2 separate regions of the Homo sapiens genome follow, and region 1 is linked to region 2. A link is a contact called in ENCODE Hi-C or POLR2A ChIA-PET data. All regions are on one chromosome and are shown on one strand. Each heading gives the region's core, a stretch centred on a gene start or an enhancer-like site at or near the end of the contact. The rest is flanking DNA. Distances are from core to core; before and after follow the strand shown. Region 1 overlaps LOC105370777 (a long non-coding RNA gene). Region 2 overlaps LOC105370777 (a long non-coding RNA gene).

What was found. Hi-C counts contacts between places; a loop is a spot of excess contacts on that map. ChIA-PET counts read pairs that join two places held with the same protein, here RNA polymerase II (POLR2A). Pooled maps may share reads with other maps.
Region 1: a loop to region 2 is called in a pooled map, with 6 times the contacts of the local background. The contact joins two enhancer-like sites. A Hi-C loop is called at or near these places in 4 of 168 maps with a recorded cell type or tissue (OCI-LY7, PC-9, astrocyte of the cerebellum and 1 more), 1 of 37 single-sample maps with no recorded cell type and 2 of 50 pooled maps. POLR2A ChIA-PET finds 5 or more read pairs at or near these places in 5 of 52 experiments (BJ, PC-3, PC-9 and 2 more).

The regions. Positions count from the first base shown.
Region 1 is chr15:39,194,150-39,200,956 of GRCh38, forward strand. All of the region lies in intron 1 of LOC105370777 (a long non-coding RNA gene), which reads right to left. Among named protein-coding and RNA genes, the nearest start is that of LINC02915, 53 kb to the right of the region's middle. Within about 2 kb of position 5,107, at least 5 of the 41 ENCODE cell types and tissues checked have a DNase peak (open chromatin) inside an H3K27ac peak, as active enhancers do.
Region 2 is chr15:39,121,123-39,128,566 of GRCh38, forward strand. The region is part of intron 1 of LOC105370777 (a long non-coding RNA gene); the gene reads right to left. Among named protein-coding and RNA genes, the nearest start is that of LINC02915, 130 kb to the right of the region's middle. Within about 2 kb of position 4,294, at least 5 of the 41 ENCODE cell types and tissues checked have a DNase peak (open chromatin) inside an H3K27ac peak, as active enhancers do.

The DNA.
Region 1 (6,807 bases), core at 3,857-6,356, 74 kb after region 2:
AGCCTTCATCAGAGCTGCTAGCACCACTGGAGAGCAGCGTTTTCATGAGCTCTGGGAACATCCAGGGCATGTTTAGAGAAGTGATCAAGACTCCTTCTTGGGGGGTACCCAGGAAGGTAGTCTCTGCCCTGAACTTGGCTCTTTTCTCAGAGCAGACTATGTGACATTTAATTTCTTCACTGAAAAGAAAGATGTGCTGTTTATAGGGCCAATATAACCACAGGAAATAGCAGAAATCCTGAATTTAGAAATGGTAAAATTCCTGAGAGTTGAAGGCTTATTGAAGACTGTGAAAGATCATCTCTGGAAACAGTAGATAGGAAGCCATGAATAAAGCCAGTATCAACCATTGTTATGGGGATGAAGCTACAGGACAGGTCTCACTGGCCTCAACTTAGACTTAGCTCCAGAGTCAGCTAATATCTTTCCCAGGAAGAGAAACTTGGACAAGATTCAGCATAAACATTATCCTGGACCTTGCTGGGCATTCTTCTCTTAACAGAGTTCATCTGAGCCTTCAAAGCATTCATATTGCTGGAAAGTTGCCATTGTAGCCTCCTGTAAGCCTTCTCATAATGAACCAGACAGCCATATGGAAGAGAGTGGATCATCAAGTTGGAGTGACAAGCACGGACTTCATCATCAAAGATCCACCTAGGCCTTTGCTCAGTGCTCTATCAAAATGTAGGATTTGGATACCAAAGTGCACCAAATGGCAAGGACTGGGGGTTCTGAATAATAGGTCTTGGTCTAGACAAGCCCAATGGAGCAGGCGTGGCCTCTACCATAAGCTCTCAACTTGGCTCAGACTTATAGACCTAACTTCACCCTGACATCTTCATCTTCCTTCTCCACCCTCTTCTTAACTCCAAACACAATGATAGCCTTCTCCTCTCCAACACTTAATGGTTTTTCTCATTTTAGTGCTAAAGGTCTTTGGACAGTTTCTGTCAAGTACTAGCCCTGCTTGTCTGCAGATCCAGAGAGCCTTAATTGACAGATTCAACTGTGCCTATTCCTGAACCAATTCTGATCAAGAAAGTGGTCCCACCAGTCAGTGCTGACAGGAATTAGTCTTTTGCTGTCAACTAATGGTTTCCAATTAGGGCAACTTTTTCCACCCAGAGATATTTGTCAATGTCTGGAGACATCTATGGTTGTCACAGCTGAGGGAATATTAATTAATAGCACCTAGTGGGTAAAGGTGAGGAATGTCATTAAATACCCTACAATGCAGAGGGTAACCCCCCACCAACAGAGTACTGTCCAGCCCCAGCTGTTCACAGCGCTGAGTTTGAGGAGCCCTACTCTACCTAGTCCCAGGGATGAGGCATGGGAACCCATGCACAAACTGAGTCAAGCTTTCCTTTACTGCCCTATTGTGTTCTCCTTGTCGGTTTGATTTCAGCCTGGTGTACCTGCTTCAGGCTCTGGTTTTCCCTGCTGAGTCCAGAGTCTCGCCTAGGGCCTTGCCTGTTTGTCAGATACCTTGGTTTATGGCAGACCCCTCACCTGGATCTCCAATTGGAGTTCTATCTATATAGATCCACAAAGCCATAATTCATTTAATTTTCAGTATTCTTGCTGCAAGAACCCTTTCCACCAATCCCTACTTACCTGACCATAGTCCAGGAACAAAAACAGTGAAGTCAGCCTGATTTCCAGTGCTTTGGGATATAATATTCTGGACTTCTGACTGCTTTTCTCAGGGGTCATCCTACACCCAACCTGGTTGCCATTTCTTACCACCCCCCAAAATCTGTCCCTGAGGTCCCAAAGTGACTTGAGGCTGAGCTGACCCCCAGGATGCTTTGAGGGAAGAATTTCTAAGGGAGCAACACTAAGCACTATGCTTAGGGTAGCACTGTGCTGGGCAGACACTTTAACCCAAGCTCTAAAGCCATGATGAGTCAGTCCAAGACACTATTCTCGAATAATAACGGCAACTTCTTATGAGCCACCCAAAGTAATGTCTCTCTCTTTAGTAACTATTTCAAATTTTTGTGTGATTAGCCATTCTCCAACTCTGGGTGTAGAGAACAAACCCATAGCTATTTCCCTGGAAGGGACAGCCACACACCCTGCCAGGATATCCTGCTGCCCCCAGGCACTATATGAAGACATACCCATTCCTCCCTGCCATGGCAGAGAAAGTCCTTTCCAGAGAAGAACTTTGGTTTCTTGGCCTTGTTCCAGACTGAACCAAAAGAGGAAACGAAATAGACAAAGCACCAGATGGAGAGTAACTAGTCAGAATGATTCAGTCCACAAACACCTCCATATCTAAGAAATGAGCACAGGTTTCCAGCACACTAAGGTACATCTGGGTGGGGTGACAGCAATAGGTGCTCATTTGAAGCAGTTGGAGATCATGGTACACAAAACCAGCCTTCGAAGTAGTATGTTACCGCAAGAGCCATGGCCACTTTGAAGTAAAATCAAATTGTCATTGGTGAGATGAAGAAGCTGTGGAATTTCAACCTGGTTGGTTTCAGCACTTGCTGTTACATTTGCACTGCTGTTTAAAATGCTAGTTCTATTGGATTCTGAGGATACTATACAAAAAAAATTCCCAAGAATAAATAAAGAAGTAGTACCCCAAGCACAGGAAATGATCATCAAAACTCATCCTTTCCTATAGTGAAAGGATTACTATTTCACTATTACTATAGTGAAATCAGTAATTTTCACAAGGAATCTGCATCACCAGCAATCCTCCCTGGGGAAAAAAATGGAAGTGAATAAACAGATAAAACCTAAAATAGGGGCTGGGCACGGTGGCTCACGCCTGTAATCCCAGCGCTTTGGGAGGCCGAGGCGGGTGGATCGCGAGGTCAGCAGATGGAGACCATCCTAGCTAACACGGTGAAACCCCGTCTCTACTAAAAAAAAATACAAAAAATTAGCCGGACATGGTGGCGGGTGCCTATAGTCCCAGCTACTTGGGAGGCTGAGGCAGGAGAATGGCGTGAACCTGGGAGGCAGAGCTTGCAGTGAGCCGAGATCGCACCACTGTACTCCAGCCTGGGCGACAGAGCGAGACTCCGTCTCAGGGAAAAAAAAAAAAAAAAAAAAAAAAAAAACCTAAAATAAGGCAACCATTTCAAATAATGTAATAATAAAATCTAAAATATTACACCCATTTGAAAGAACACAAAGATATAACCTAAAATATTGCAACAATTTTAAAGGTTCTATAGATCTAAAGTAGCGGCTTCACGCTTTTTGAATATAATTCTAAATAGCACAATGCTTCCTTTTAATTCTTTTGGATTCCTGGAGAGACAGCTCCTGGCTGAGTATCAGTTGAACACACAGGTTGTCTAGGCTTTTCAATGATGGTGATGGACTTCTTTTAAGCTATCCAAATTTTTTCTTCGAAATCAACATCCTTGATTTATGTCAGCAAAAAAGCAGCTTTCTGGGGTTTCAGTTACACCTGAGCTCTGTCCATTGCCAAGCCCATATGTACCAAGGAGTTTCAGATGCAGGAAGCCCAACAGCATGAATTATTCTGAGACATCACCAGAGAACACAAATAGGCTAGGGCATCAGATCAGCAAGTCATAACTAAGCTTTCAAGCTATAGCTGACAATGAAAATAACCCCAGAAGTCTTGAGAAGCACAACCTATAAAGCAGAGGAGTGTGCTTTTCTGGAGTGAGCATGATCCAGATTTACCAGAGGAAGCATGTCAGCTGTAAACACACTCTTAGCAGCTCCATCCTAACCTGTTCCAGGCTCTTTGGGGACTGACAATCTCATCACCTGCATAGCTTGCCACAAACTTCCACGCTAAGGCATTTGCACGTAAACTGACCTTCACACTTCAGCTAATATCTTCACTGCACAATGAAATGAATGTGAACTAGAAAATCAAATTCTGTGTAAAAATAGGCAAGTCTCTTCCCAAATAAGAACAAAAGCCAAAAATTCACCTTATAAATGAGCTTTAGGAATAAGTTTTATGCTATTTTATTTTTATAGTTCATGAGGGTTCTGCAAATACTATAGCTAATCCAGTGTCACCTCCAACAGGATCTTCCAGGTAGTTGTGATTTATGTCTTTATTAGTCATGTTAATTACATAACAATACCTAAAGGGCTGCTTCTTGCATTCATTGCTTGCTCACACCACAGTAAAAAAATAATCATCACCTGACTGGTATCACAAAGCTTTCTTTCCACTACACTGGAACATTTTTACTCATCTCACACGATGATTTCAGAAGGACTGGAAGTCCATGGGATGGGTGCTTGAGCCATTTGAAGTGGCCTGTGTGTCAGTCAAAACCATTGCACCTAATCCACCTGAACAGGGTATGTAACTTCTTGCCTGAGTTGAGTCTTCTTTACCACAGCAGACTAAGGCAGGCTTTTATCCCCGTCATGGGTGAAAGCTTTAGCAACTGCTGCTCTCTTTCCATGTGGAGGATCATACATTATCACTGTACTTCTGGCCTCTCACCAGAGTCCCGTTCATTCACCCCTTGACAGCATATATAAGCCACATCCTGTAACTTCAGCTTTATCGGTAATAAAGATGATGTTTTGGTGTATGATTGCCTTATTCCTTTGTCTTATTTCTCAGTTGTGTTTGAATTTGGCCACAAAAAAAGGACTTTCCTTAGAATAGTCTAACATTTGGTGGATTGGTTGGAAACACTGAGAAACATAACAAATGGCTGAAGTGGGAAAAATAAAACAAACATTAAATGATCTTGAGCGGTTCTGGGCTTTGGATTTTTTTGTGTGCATGAGAGAGATGTTTTGACCTTAGTGGATTGCGGAGGCTTTTATTAGCTCATAAGGTTGCTTTTTATAATTTCACACTTGGCTTTTTAAAAATTCTATGACTTGGAAAAGGGGCCTTAGGCTTTAGGACATAATATTTCAACCCCGACAGATAATTACAGCTTGTCCAGTGGTAGCTTTATATGGACTGTTTTTTATATGTAGTTGTTTGTTTTATAGATTGTGACAGCCTAAAGCAAGATTCCATTGCCCTCAACAAAGACGTAACACTCAGGGAAAATACCAGGACAATTCAGCTTTGACAAAGTAGTGGCTGGGGGACTCAGAAAGCCTGGGGCTCAGCCAAGTCACATGTGCAGGAATGTCATCAGCAGACACCAATTGCACGAGACTTAGAAAAGGCCTGCCTTAAGTGGATGCAGGGAATCTCATGGTGAAGTCTTTCCCCTAAACAGTACAAGCCACTTGTCTTATCACACACATGCTAGTGATTCAGGGACCTCAGCCTATGCTAGTAGGCAGCAAGGCCACATATTTAGTTAGTGGCTGAGCAGGGATCTGAATACAGGCTGGATTTGCCCCAGAATACAAGCTCTCAATCAACTGTATTATTAGTTTTCTTTTGCTGCTGTATCAAATTGCCAGGAACTTAGTGACCTAAAACAGCACAAATTTATTATCTTACACTTCTGGAGGTCAGAAGTCCCAAGTGGGATCTACTAGGCTAAAATCAAGATGTTGACAGGGCTGCAGGCCTTCTGAAGCATCTAGGAGAAAATCCATCTCCTTGATTTTTCCAGCTTCTAGAGGCCACCTGTATTCCTTGATTCATCCTTAAGGAAGTAGCGTAGCAGCTGTAAATCTCTCTAACTCTGACCCTCTTGTCTTCCTCTTATAAGGACCCTTGTGATTATATGGAGCCTTTCTAGATAATCCAGGATAATCTGCCCATCTCAAATCCTTAATGATGTCTGAAAAGTCAAAGTAACGTATGACAGGGTCCATGGGATTAGGATGTGGATATGTTTGGGAGGAGGTTCTTCCATCTACCATTCCAGGACTCATTCAGCCTCCCCTTCATGTTGACATTGCATCTGGGGCCATAGTTTTTGACAATATACTAAGCCCCACATTCTGAGAATGTAATTTTTTCTGGGATAATTGCTTTAGAGGATGAGGTTTGGCTTCTTTTCTCAATATGGTAGGTGTGGCCCACCAGTGAAAATAATAACTGCTTGAAACTTTTCATCAGTAAAGTCATCAGAAACCCAGCATATATTTTCTGCAGTCCTGCAGGAACCACACCAGCCTCAAGAAGAGCGAGCCCCAGCTGCAAGCCCTGGCAGGACCCCTCACTCTGCTAACACTGTGGAGACCCCTCACCCCAACCCTTAATGGGAAGTCAGTATATAATTAGTCACGTTGGGTTGGGCTTTTAATTCACCAAAGCAGTAGAGTTTGATTCAGACTTTAATTCACTTGGGTTTTGTTAACATTAGACTTAAACTTGCGAAGGGACTAATGTATCGATTTTAATTCTTCTGAGAGAATTTCACAGAGGGAGGAACTATATTCAAATTTGGGGCATCCTCGCTTTCTTGGCATTTTATTCGTGGAGTTTCTCTCTGCATTTTCACTTAATTTTATTTCATAACTTCCAGTAGGTTATATTGGACAGTTACTTCCAATAGATTATATTGAACAGTTGTAGCAGGACAGCACTGAGCAAGGGAAACAGAATAGAAAGAATATTTTTGGCCTTGGAGTCCATTTAATTACTGCATTGTTCTGACCCATTTCAAAGCCTCCTGCAGAAAAATCTCATCTCAGCAGGAGGAAGCCTGCCCAAACCAGCCCTGCTGGGTAAGTTGCTTTAAGTCCAGCAGGAATCAGTGTCTGTAGTGGTGGAGATGAAGCAGGCTGCAGCATGCTATTGCTGAATGGGTTAAAGCTCCAGGACTCCAGGAGGCATCTTTACTTTACAGTCCTCTTACCTCTCTCACCTAGGGCCCCTAGAGTTGTGACAGCCAAGAAATAAGCCACATTCTCTAA
Region 2 (7,444 bases), core at 3,044-5,543:
ACACAAGGGACTACTAGAGGTGGAAGGGGGAGGGCAAATGTTGAAAAACGAACTGTTGGCTGCTACGCTCCATACTGTGTTCATTTGTACCCCGAACCTCAGCATCCTGCACTGTACCCAGGTAACAAACCTGCACATGTACCCCCTGAAGCTAAAATAAAATTGAAAAAAAAAAGCAACTACAAAAATAGATTATTGGTGATGTGGTAGATGTAGAAGCCAGACTGGGTTGTAATGAATGAGGTTGAATAGTTTTATTTCAGAATCTCAACTTTTCTCCTGCCTCTATGCTTATCTTAGCTGACATTCCTAGCTACAAAACCTAAAGCAAAATCTCATGTGCTATCCCGTTATTAAGGAGCAGGGGGAAATGGAGAGTGTAGCACAGAGGAAAGAGGAGCAACAATGAGGATGTCCTTATGCAAGCTGGTCACTGCTTGGTAACAAGCATCACTGATTGCTTGAATTTAAACAGCTCTAGCAGAGAGACTTTCTGAGAACAGTCTGCCTAGGAGGCAGAAGAGAGAAAAGTCTATTCCACCTTCAAGGGACCTCAGTCTGCTTCAAAGATACCGGGCACTTCCAGGGAGCATCTTTAAGTTCTGCAGGAAAAAGCCAAGGAAGCCAAAGCCCAGAAAAGCAGCTTGGTCAGCGTGCAGTAGCAGTGTCTATCCACCAGCTTGCCTCACACATGGGGCATCTTGACATTTAGTAGGGTGAGGGTGGCAGTGACAACCTGACTCCACAGTCATAGAAACAGCACAGAGCTAGGCAATTGTGCAGATGGAGACAGGGAGGCAGGAAGCACATTCACTGTGTACAGTATAGCATCCCACTCTGGGCCCATGGTTCTACCCGTGAACATGGATGTGCTCTTTGATCAGATCTACTCTTCTTTCTGTGTGCTTCAGCCATGGACATTCATGGCAAAGGAATTATTCTCTTTGCTAAAACAGAGATGCCCAGCTATACCCTATGAGAGCGGGTAATGGGTCAGCCATATACATCATGCTGCCACTAATGAGGAAAGAATCTCCCTCTCAGGAATAATTCTCTTGCGTCCAGACCCCAGAGAAGGCAAATACTTCATCCTCTCACTCCCATTTCAGAAATCATACTTTCTAACATACTGTCTGAGGAGGTACTTTATGAGGCTCCCAAACAATTTTTTTCGAGGGTGGTAAAGTTTGCAGAGAAATTGTATTCCAGGTGGGGCTCTTTGTAAGAGATGTGTACCTGGAGCTTAGTTTCATTTTATATACACATCATCCCGACTTCATCCTACTTACTACAATCTCAGTTTTTCAATTTCGTAAGAAACAGCCTACCATGGGAGAAAGAAAACTTAGAGTTTCAGGACCTGGGGGAGTTCTAGGCCTACCTCTTATTTGCTCTGTGTTTCTGGTGAAATTTCTTAAACTCTCAGGCCCATTCTCTATCTGCCTGTAACACTTTTACAGCCCCAGGTAAGTTCTGTGTGAAGTTTACACGTATATTCTTATGATTAGAGCCTCCCAAAGTGTGTGAGCTGGGGCAGTAGCATGTGGGAATATATGGTTGGAAAGATAAAGGGTGGCTACATAGATAGTCTGATTAAGATTAGCCTATTAAAGGAAAGCTCTACAAGATTAGGAAGGTATGCTTATGGCTTTAAACAGACCACTACTCAGGAAGCCACCAAATGGTATCAAATGTTGTACAGCATATTACTTGATCCTGGTCCCATCTAATGGGCAAAGAAGCTCAGAGGTTGGAGGAAAATGATTTAAGAAAGAAAGAACCGAGATTGTTATGTAAAGACATAGAGGCAGCTATGAAGTATGGGGGCCATTCTGCTGAGGAAATTTCAATGGAGTTATAACTCAGAGAGAGTCTTTCTTTTTACTCATACTTTATTCAATTAACAAGTATTTTTGAAGCACCCTTTGTATGTCTAGCACTGTTAGGTAGTGTGTAGGATATGGAGAGAATAAAAGATGTGGTCCTTTTCCCCCAAACTGATGAAATCTGGCTGCTGTTTTAAGATACCACATCCGTAACAATAAAGAAAAAAGCAATATATAATAAAGTGCATGTAGTAAATAAAACGAAAGGCACTAAGAAAGACATTTAATATAAAACAGTGTCTTCTTGGCCGGGCGCGGTGGCTCACGCCTGTAATCCCGGCACTTTGGGAGGCCGAGGCAGGTGGATCACAAGGTCAGGAGATCGAGACTATCCTGGCTAAGACGGTGAAACCCCGTATCTACTAAAAATACAAAAAAAAAAATTAGCTGGGCGTGGTGGCGGGTGCCTGTAGTCCCAGCTACTCAGGAGGCTGAGGTAGGAGAATGGCATGAACCCGGGAGGTGGAGCTTGCAGTGAGCCGAGATCACACCAGTGCACTCCAGCCTGGGCGACAGTGCGAGACTCCGTCAAAAAAAAAAAAAAAAAAAAAAAAAAAAAGTCTTCTTAATGGGCAGTGAAAAAAAGAGGATAACATAATAGTAGATAATGTTTATTGAACACTTACTGTGTAACAGGATCTTACATACACTACATTAAATCCTCATAATAATCTTAAGATGAAGAAAGTGAGGCAAAGGGAAGTTAGGTAACTTTACCAATGTCATACAGCTATTGAGTGGCAGAGACAGGAACAAAAATAATGAAGTCTAAAAAAGAGATCCATGTGGGCAGTCAAGAAACTTGAGATTTGCTGAAGATGGTGCTTGAGAGGTACCTGATGTTTAGTTTCATTCTACAGTCACATCATCTAGATTTAACAGAGTATAAGTTACTATAGGTCATCTTGTATTCCTTGAATCAGGTACTCGCTAGTCAGTGAATGGTTACTTGTCAAAAGGAAATGAGCTGAATAAAATGAGCTGGGGAGAGGTAGGGAGAGAAACATCGAAGTAATCACAGAAAGTGGAATGGCAGAAGTAGAAGTGGGAATAAGGATAACTCTGCCTTCATCCCCAGGGCAAGTCCTAGATTACATCCAGGAAGAAGTCCAGGGGCACAATTTAGCTTTGTGATACTACCTTGGAGATGGCAGAGCTGGAGCATGGACCAGGGCTCAATTCCCATAACTAAGACAGGAGCATGCTGATGTTTCATATTGACACTGTGAACAACAGACATCCTCTGACTTGGTGACTCGTCTTTGCTCTGCAAATACATATGCTACTGTAATTGCTAAAAAATTACTTTGGACTCGCAGTTCAAATGGCTAAGTAATGTGGCCTCAGGTTTTTCCCAGGAACTCTTGCCATGTTTAAACAAACCCCAAGAATGACTGGGTAACACCCTGAGAATTGGCACTCGGTGGTACGCCAACAGCTTGGCTATCCGGAACGCTTCTGTCTGACTGCTTTTCCAAATTCAGTGTCTCCCAATCCAACCACGAAATGGCTGAGAAAAATGCCTCCATCCATCTTTTCCAGGGCATTCACCTCTTCCACTTCCTCACATGACCCTTTCCTACTTCAGCTGCTTTAGTTGGACTGTTTTTCCTTCCTCACCCTCCCACTCACTTCACAGAGCCGGTTTTAGTTTCTATCTAGTGAACACCGCAGTGAAGGAAAGCCAACATTTTTTTCAATCAGGAGAGTGAAGAGTGGAACTAGCCATCAGGACAAACTTACTTCATCTAGCAAATGTTCATCTGCTATTTTAACATCTTAGTTAGATCATATGGCCGCGGCAGCCAAAGTCCACAGGGCAACAGGCTGTACTGATACAATTAGCCTATGTACCTTCCCATTCCTGGAAGTGCTTTTCCTTGATTATCCTTGAATATCAACAGTTCTTAATTTCCAAAGACAGGACATATAACCTAACTCCCAAATCCCACAAAGAGAAGAAAAACCTGGCTCCCATCCACTCCTATGTTCCCAGCAACAGTCCCATAGACTCTACTTCTTCACAGTTTCGCTGAACAGTTACACTGAACTTTTCCACCACTTATACACTTGGTTGGAGCCAACATGTGTTCCTCCCGTATCATGTTTTTAGTAATTAGAAAGTAATTCTCTGAAGCAGAGAATGCTCTGGTTTGCCAAGAACAAGCTCTGTTGATGACTTCTGAGTGCTGCAAAGGGTTTTGCTGTGGGCTCCATTACAAAAATAATCACTTCGCTGACTACAGAGTCAATTTACTCCCTCAACGTGGGCCACCATTTGCCTAGCATTCTCCTAAAAGAATTTCCCTTTGAAAACTGGAATTTTGTAAACAGTTCATAGTCAGATCCAAGTTAGCTAGAGGTAATGAAGGTCTTTATTACCACTTTTAAATATCAAATGTTGGAATCAATGAAGTAGAATGAGCTCATTATTACTCACCAGATGGTATGAGGAGTCATGAAAGATAATCAAACATTCTTTAGTTTGACAAACAGTGGGTTTCCCAGCCCCCTAAATAGTCTTTTCTCCATTCTAGATATTAGGGTAAGCATATGATTATTGTCAATGTATACAGGTAACCAGTGCTGGATTCACACAGAACTATGAAATCAGCAAAGCTGACCTTCACTGTGTCTCCCATCCTGAATGTATTTTCCAGCTTTATAGTTTCCCTTCAACTTTCATTTTGAGATGCCTTTATTCTAAGGCTTCTCTATAAAATATAGGAGAGTGTTAATGGCTGAAACATTATTTTTTTTTCAAATCTATTTTTATGGTATTCTTTTTTTAAATTTTATTATTATTATACTTTAAGTTTTAGGGTGCATGTGCACAATGTGCAAGTTTGTTACATATGTATACATGTGCCATGTTGGTGTGCTGCACCCATTAACGCGTCATTTAGCATTAGGTATATCTCCTGATGCTATCCCTCCCCTCTCCCCCTACCCCACAACAGTCCCCGGTGTGTGATGTTCCCCTTCCTGTGTCCATGGACTGACACATTATTGATGTTCATAGGAAAGTTGTTTTAGCCTGATGGGATTTTCTAAGATGCATGCGTGAAATTCTAGGCACCAGCCATCAGGGGGAGCAGTTGTGGTTTTGTGTGGTGGGTCTTCCTGGTCTTTGCGGAATCAGAATTTAGTCTTACAGTTTCCTGCAGGTGAATAACCTACTTTACCAAAATGTGGAGATGGCTCATTCATTACCTGAAGAAGAACAAGGATGCAACTACTGTTCTTTAATGCTAATATGGAGCATCACATTGTCATTTGTAGTTAGGAATGACTTTCCCTGATAATAATGTCTGTTAGGTTCTGGCAACATTCTTTCAGACCTGTAAGTCTTGGGTAATAGTCACTGGATAATATTCGTAGTTCTCTCCCGCAGTGAATAAGTGGTGAAGGTTAAATTATTCCAAAAATGGATGTGGGCAATATTTAAGAAATTCTGATTTTATGACTTATGTTGCCTTGAAATATAATATTTTAATCATATATTTATATAATTTTTACTTAAAAGGAACTCAAAATACATTGCAGATGTTATTAAGGTGAGGAGTATAGCACCATAGTAGCTAGGATTTATTGAGTGTTTCCTACGTGCCAGGAGCTTCAAACAATTCTACATCCACATGGCAATCCTAATAAATAGATATTATTTTTATTTATTTATTTATTTATTTATTTATTTATTTATTTCGACGGAGTTTCACTCTTGTTTCCCAGGCTAGAGTGCAATGGTGCAATCTCGGCTCACTGCAACCTCCACCTCCCGGTTCAAGTGATTCTCCTGCCTCAGCCTCCCATGTAGCTGGGATTACAGGCGCCTGCCACCACGCCTAGCTAATTTTTGTATTTTTAGTAGAGACGCGGTTTCGCCATGTTGGCCAGGCTAGTCTCGAACTCCTGACCTCAGGTGATCCGCCCGCCTCGACCTCCCAAAGTGCTGGGATTACAGGCATGAGCCACCACGCCTGGCCCTATTATTTTTTCTAATTAACAGATGAAGGAACATATTAAGCAATTTGCCCAAAATCACAGGCAAGAATTTGAACCCTATTAGTCTGACTCCAGAGCTTGGGTCTTAGCAGCACCAAAGGTAACAGTACCTATGTTTAAAAGGATAAAATTAGGAATTTATTGAAAAATATAAGTGGTCAAGCTGGGATGGAAAACTAGTTTTGTTGTTGGTCTTTTTTCATTCCCAAGCAAGAACATGTTTTACTGCCTATCCCACTGAATTCTAGCCAAAGATTTCTCTGTAATAGAACAATAGAATAACTTTCCAAAATATGGTAAGAATGCAGATAGACTAGCAGTGGAGTAAATTCCCTTTCTCAAAGCAGGCAAGGAGGGTGCAGAGGGGTTAATCCTGATGACCCTTGTCAAGGGAGGACACTCCCAGATATAGCCTAGGCCATAAGGCCCAAGTCTCTTCTCTTTCTGAAATTCTGCTCTATCCCCTTTTAGCTTGTGAACCCAAAACTGGAAAGCTGCTTGGCTCTGTTTCCTCAGTTTTTGTTCTTGACATAGCAATCCAACGTTACTTACTCTTCATTTACTCTACACCTACCCCATCCGTCCTCAACAGACCATGATATCAGACCTTGGTTTTTAATTCCCCTCCCTTTCACTTAGTGCTTTAGGAAAGACATTGTTGACATTGGACCAAACCTCACTATTATTAACTCAGACCTGAGATACTTCTTCTGGTATATAACATTGTTTAACAGATTTCAAATACTCCAAACTGGATTTTCTTAAACCTCTAATGCAGCAGAATCATAGAGATCTTTAAAAATATGGATTCTAAAGAAAACATGACCTTGAAATAGACATATAGTTACAAAATAGGAAACAAAAAGCGTTAAATGAGAATGCACATTTCATGACAATTACTCGAACTTACACATGTAATTCTGTGAACTTTTCTGTGTGTTATACTTTAAAAAAACAAGTTTACCTTCAAAAGTATATGTTTCTGGGGTTTTTCTCCAGGCCTCATGAGTCAGCAATTCCTGCATTAGAGTCCAGGAAATTTTATTGTTAAATTGTCCTTAGTCATTGAGATAAGCAATTAGTTTGGCGAAGTACCAAAACTCCTAGGAGAGCAAATAGTATGTTAAGAATTCTAAGGCCAGGAGGATGAGGTTTATTTCCCACACAGAGAATGATTCTGGAAAACAATTAGATTGGGAAAATGTGCATTTCACTCCTACAAAGTCATGTGCCACTGCCTGGATGAACAGAGTATATATGTGATGCAGCCCCCTATTTTAGTCCACTAAGAGCCACCTTTCTTCTTTCAACTGCAGCCTATAGCTGTAGAGACAAGAGCAGAACTGCAGAATGTCACCATTTGAGAGGCCCTTTACCCACATTCTTGTCCTGATGAGTCACTCACTGGTTAAATACAGTAGGTAACCTTTGTGTGCTGAATCCCAGCCTCTGAAATCATGCAGCAGGCCAACTCACTACAGTGAAAAACAAGCCTCCCCTTCCTCCTTCTGTGGTGGCAATAACTCAGTTGTGGGCTACAGGAGATCCTTGCG